Linked DNA regions of Homo sapiens: region 2 is linked to region 1. A link is a loop called in an ENCODE intact Hi-C map of the cell type or tissue named here. Cell type or tissue: gastrocnemius medialis. All regions are shown on one strand. Each heading gives the region's core, and the rest is flanking DNA. Links, peaks and the distances in the headings are about the cores only.

Region 1 (2,777 bases), core at 1-2,500:
TAGAAAATGTATTCCCTATACCCCTCAATGGGCACAGTAGACAGGTATTGGGGTGTTCATCACTGACTGGCCAAGAGCAGTGGGGAGATGCTCTAGCTTTCTCCAGTGTCACTGCCTCAGGGAGCAGGGGACAAGCACAAGAAGAAAAAAAGGACCACCATGTTTCTTTCTTTTTCCCCTTCGCTCAATATCCTAGATATATTTATTGAGGACAGTACTTACTGTGGTGACCCTGCAGATTTGACCTTTGAACTCAGGGGAATAGCAGGCCCCACTGAGTGGACACTTTTCTACTGGCTTTCCACGGTAGATGGGCCGATATGATGCAGCACAAATGTCAAAGGGGTTGTGCATGTCATAATTGAGCTGGTAGGCATCTGTGGGATTCTTCTCACAGGCAGACAGGATTTTTCGGGTCTAGGGGAAGGAAGGAGTATTTAGGAGGACAGAAGGCTGCAGACAACACCTCAAAGGATCCCAACACCATGGTTTGGTAGTTCCGTTGATGTGAGACACAACTGTACTGCGTGAAAAGAGGTCCCAACCTCTGTACTGGATGTATGTGAAGGGTTAACAATCACCATTCCTATTGTATCAAACTTTCCCCTTCTCAATACAAAAGTGGCTCCATAATCTAGACCCACATTCCTCCACCAACTCTAGAGATTATCAGGGTCAGGTCCTAGAAAGGGTTAAAACAGACTTCCATCACCCAAAAAGAATGCATTTGGAGGACACAAGTAATGAGATGTGTATGTGAAGCTTTGTGGTGGTTGTGATGGGATATCTGGAGCTTAAGGACAGGACTGGGGTTACTTTCAGCTGCAGTGGAGCTATTCTAGGTTGCACGGCACTCTTAGACGAGTGCCATGTCTCAATAAACTATTAATTTTCCAGGAACAAAGGAAACACCAAGTCAGGAAGTAAACAGAGGGTAGCATTCTGTTGGCTTTTTGTTGAATGTTGTTATTTATTGCTTTGTTTCAGAGGCAAGGACCTTGGTCTGCTCCCTCCATGTAAGAGCTGATCTGGCTTCCCTATGGTCACTGAAGGAGTTCCATCTACCTGTTGGGCCACCTCAGGCTTGGGCCCGAGTTCTAGTAGGCGCCGAGCAAAGGTGGCAGCTGTCTTGAAGTTCTTGAGCTTGAAGAACAGATTGAGGGCTGTACGCAGCACCAGGATCATGTGCACAGGCTGCAGGTTTGAGTGGGTGAAATAGGCTGCCATCTGGTGGACAGAAAAAGGAACACATGCCAGGTTGATGCTACACCTGGTAGAAGTCATTTCTAAGCTGCTACACATGCATAAAAAACACAACACAAAATAGGATGATGGGCTATAAAGCTGAGAGGTCTTCTACCTCCTAGGTATGGAGGACTGGTGAGATGAGGAAGTAGGATGAAGAAATGTATCCTCCCCTCATAGAAATGAAGGGCCTAAATTTCTCTTCATCCCCACTCAGATCTGGGTTTGAAATTAAAGAATTCAAACCTAGTGAAGGGTGAAGGGAAGGACGTCTCTGTTGTGCTCAGGGTCCTATAGATCTTACCTCACAGATGCGCTTCTGCTGTTCTAGAGTCTCTTTGGGCAGCTTCTTCCTTTCTGTCTCCACGGACAAACCCACAATGTACTCACGGCAAATGGTGATGAGCTGCTGGGCCTGTAGAGGGGGCAGAAGGTCAGGATACAGAGACAAGAATGTGGAAGTGCCCAGAACTGGGACAGCGGCTAGACCCTCCTACCTCTGCAATCTCTTGTTTATTGTCCACAACAAGAAGTGGCACACTGAGAAGGATGGAACGGAATTTTTCCACAGCCTCCTCAAATTTGCCAACTGTGGTGAGCTGGTAGCACAGCTGCAACCGTTGGATGAGGTCATTAAGCTTCAGGCCCACAGCTGGTACACCATTCTTCAGCCCTGCATCCTTCCTGGAAAGGGAAAAGTAGGAAGAAGACAGGATAGTCAGTAGGCAACTAGGACCCAATTTCCTTTTCTGGCAAACATCCTCATAGCTACCCTCCTGTCTCCTGTTAAAGTAGCTGGGGAAGAGGATGACAGCAGGTGTAAACCAACCCCATAGAGTAACAAACCAAAGATCTTTTTCTACTGGGAAACCCTAGCTCTGAGAGAATTCTGACTATGTCACTGAGGCTACCATCTGAAATATCGACCACAACTTGGAACAGATGAAAGCAAAGAGAAAAGGGCCTTACCAGTTGCGATTAGGATAGCCATACATGGAGGGTAGGCAGGGCAGAGCCTGATAGGTTGTGCGGCCTCGGGCGTATGTCTGTAGGAACAGTTGCTTGTAGGGGCCAAACTGGATTACCCCTACTTGGTCATGAAGGAGCTGGAACAGAAGGAAAGAAACAAGGATTTTGGCCCTGCTGCATAAAAAGCTACTTTTCCTTGGGCAAGGTAATTAATTTCTCTGTTCACGTTTCCTCATCAGTAAAATACACTTAATTGTAAGACCTACCTCATTTAATGATACCTATTAAAGTATTTAGGATAGTGCCTGGCACACAGTGAACATTAAATAAACGTTAGCAGTTATTGCAGTGTTATCATTATTGTTGTTATTATAACAATACTGGCTTAGTGTTCAAAACAGACCTCTGCTTGGAAAGGGGTACTTATCTCACTGATATGAGCCAGAAAGCAAGCTATAAATGGGTGGAAGATGACTGAAGGATATGCCCTAAGAGATTACTAGGCCAAGTGGAAGGCAGATAACAGGAAGGCAAGTGTACTTAACAAAGATAAAGAGTTTTCA
Region 2 (2,985 bases), core at 308-2,807, 84 kb after region 1:
GAGTAGAAGTTAGAAGAAAGCAGATTTTAATTTGAAGAAAAATTTTGCAACACCTGGAGCTGTCCAGCAATGGCACTGACTGCCTCAAGAGGAGAACTCCAAATAGAGAAGCTGGAGAGTCAACCACACGCAGAGAAATCATAGAGCACATTGCTGCCTCAGATGGAACACTGGCTAGGTTCATTAGAAGATCCTCTCCAAACTTAAGGTCATACGAGAAGGCTGAAGGCAAACAGCAGGAGGGAAATGCAGAGACAACTTTCAGTCCCTGAAATATTTTCTTTTTTCTTTTTATCTTTTTGAGACAGAGTCTTGCTCTATTGCCCAGGCTGGAGTGCAGTGGCGGGATCTTGGCCCACTGCAACATCCACCTCCCCATTCAAGCCATTCTCGTGGTTCAGCCTCCTGAGTAGCTGGGACTACAGGCGCCCGCTGTCATGCCCGGCTAATTTTTGTGTTTTTAGTAGAGATGGGTTTTCGCCATGTTGGTCAGACTGGTCTCTAACTCCTGGCCTGAAGTGATCCTGCTGCCTTGGCCTCCTAAAATACTGGGATTACAGGCATGAATCACCATGCCCAGCTATGGGTTTTCATCTTTGATGAACAAAGAATGACATAAGCAGCATGAAGGGCTTGAGTTAGACCTAGGGAGGAGCTTCCATACAGGAGGACTTGACATCTTCCCCTTCCCATGTGAGTTAAATGACATGTGCTCTGCCCAGAGCCTGGCAAAAGGGAAGGCTGAACTGAGATCAGGGAGAACTTCAGGACTCCAAAGGGCCAGAGTTGGACGGGAACACAGAAATCACTGAATCCAACAACTTTATTTCAAAGGCAGGTAAACTACTGTCCAGACAGGTGACGTGACTCACCCATGATGATGGCCTGGGATTAGAAGCCAAGTCTTCCATTCCTGGCCCTGAGAGCTTTGTGCTTCTCTGTGCTCAGCAGCCACAGTCCTCTGGGCTCCCTGCCTCCCTCTCTTGTCTCTTTGCCTGGGCTGGAGAGCAGAAGGGCTTAGGGGGCCCCTCCCCTCAGGGATCCCTGAGGGCCTGGAGGTGGTGAGAGGGGGAAGCTGCAGCTGTTCTACTGCTAGCTCCGAATTTCTTCAGATAATCAATTGGCCTCGCTGCCGCTGTCGCTCTTGTTGCTCTTCTCACTCTGGGAAGGACAGGAGAAGGAGGTGGAGAGTGGGAAGAGGAGGGAGCAGGGGACCAGGCACTGGGGGAGGAGGGAGAGGGCAGGGAGATGGAAGTCCCTGGGCTGAGGGGAAAGTGAAAGCTTTGGGGCTAGCAGATAGGGAGGATGGGGAAAAGGGATTGTTAGAAGAGGATCTGCTCTGCATCCCTCATTCCACATCCCTCTAAACCCAACTCGTGGGTGGTGGGGTGGGGGAGGGGCAGTTAGGAGGACCCCAGAATGGGACTCTTGCACTTCACCCCTGCTTCCTTACTCCCCTTGCCAAGTATCCCATGCATGGCCATAGCTCCCCCAGCTGTCCATGCCCTCTTCCAGTCCTAGTGACCACAGGTGCCTGACCCTCCAGTCCTGTCTTCATCAACGCCCTGTCCTGTAACTCAGCAAACCCATCACCAGTGACAGAGCAGAAGTCAAGGCCCCAGGGGCTGGGTGGGGGTTGCCTAAAATCTCTCTCTCTCTCTCTCTCTCTCTCTCTCTCACACACACACACACACACACGCGCACACACACACACTGTCATAGGCTGCCAGGCATATGGCCTCTTTGTGCCCACACAATGGAGGCCCTGTCTGTGCCCTTTCCCAAGTCTGGGCACAGTGTGGAGGGTGCTCCGCTTCCTCATTCCACCCACCTCCCTTCCCTCTCCACCCCCAGTGCAGGCCCTGTCTTCTTTGCCTTTGCTTCTTCCTCTTTCTGGAAAGCCCTTTCTACCACCCAGTTCCTTTATCTTTCTGCTTTCTTCTTGTGTTCTTTCCTGAGCTTTTGACCTCTCATTGGATGAGGATTATGGGCAGAAGAAAGAGGCTCACAGTGCTGGGATGTCAGCGCAGGGAGGAGAAGGGAGCAAGCAGAGATGAGCCTGAAAGGCTGAGAGGGAGTGGAAGAAGGGAGGCAGTGGTGGCAGTGCAGCAACACTGTGCTAGAGGGGAGAAAGCCCACACCCGGCAGCCAGAGGTCCCGTGTCCCTGCTCTGTCTCCACCTTTCCCCTTTGTGCCACAGTGAGCAAACCGCATGCCCTCCCTGAGCAACAGCTTTTTCATATGGAAAGCAGGAAAGACAACAAGACCCACCGGGGTGTGATGAGGATTAAATGAGATCATCGTGAAAGTGTTCAACACCGGAAACGCTCATCAGATGCTATCTCAGGGGCAGTAAGTAGCAGGGTCAACTGTACTGTCATACAGTTTGTGCACTTTACAAAGCACCAGGCTAAGGGCAGTGCAGGGGCCTGACACCCAACCCCACTTCTACTAGACCAGCTGTGCACCAGGATGCAAGCATCCCCTGAGAGGTGGCCCTGGAACTGAGCCCCTCATGTGGGTTCCTGAGCATTGGTCAGGAGTCCAGATGAAAACTCCGAAGTCCTGACCACCTTGGGAACCAAGACAGAATGGAAAGGGACAAGAGGCTAAGGGGAATGTCTCTCCCTGAGGGGGAAATTCCTGAGCTTAGTCTTCTCTGAGCAAATAGACAATCCATGAGATCTACTAAACTAAGGATGGAGAAACTGCAGCTGAGGAGAAGAAGGGGGCTGAAGAAGCAGAAAAAAAAGAGGGAGACATGGATCGAGGGTGTGATCAGAGCAATGTGTTGGTCTGAGGACCCTTTTCTGGTTCCCTCGTCCTCCATTCCCTCCCTTCAGCAAGTTGAAGGCTGATTTGATTATTGCTTGTTGAACACTGTCCCCTGCTGGCTACTAGCAGAAACATTTTCCCTCTTCCCTATCCCTAGCTAGGAGCTGCTGAGAGCCTGAAAAAGAGAAGAAATGACCTGACTGGGGACAA

Evidence for each region. Hi-C counts contacts between places; a loop is a spot of excess contacts. Peaks named below come from ENCODE experiments on the same cell type or tissue, not always from the same donor. Only the 100,000 strongest peaks of a DNase experiment are listed, where the experiment ranks them.
Region 2: a loop joins it to region 1, with 3 times the contacts of the local background. A loop is called at or near these places in 13 of 110 quality-filtered maps.

The regions. Positions count from the first base shown.
Region 1 is chr1:160,290,270-160,293,046 of GRCh38, forward strand. It overlaps COPA (coat protein complex I subunit alpha), which reads right to left. Exons shown (of 33, transcript NM_004371.4): 28 at 2,215-2,351; 29 at 1,743-1,929; 30 at 1,550-1,660; 31 at 1,066-1,227; 32 at 223-417. LOC107985219 (a long non-coding RNA gene) reads left to right here. Exons shown (of 3, transcript XR_001738265.2): 3 at 988-2,557. Among named protein-coding and RNA genes, the nearest start is that of PEX19, 6.5 kb to the left of the region's middle. In gastrocnemius medialis, for the core only: a CTCF peak has its summit at 1,237 (motif pointing left); a DNase peak (open chromatin) is centred at 1,182.
Region 2 is chr1:160,373,817-160,376,801 of GRCh38, forward strand. No RefSeq gene overlaps it. Among named protein-coding and RNA genes, the nearest start is that of NHLH1, 8.2 kb to the left of the region's middle. RefSeq lists an enhancer at 2,346-2,395. In gastrocnemius medialis, for the core only: no CTCF peak of the experiment used is centred there; a DNase peak (open chromatin) is centred at 1,815.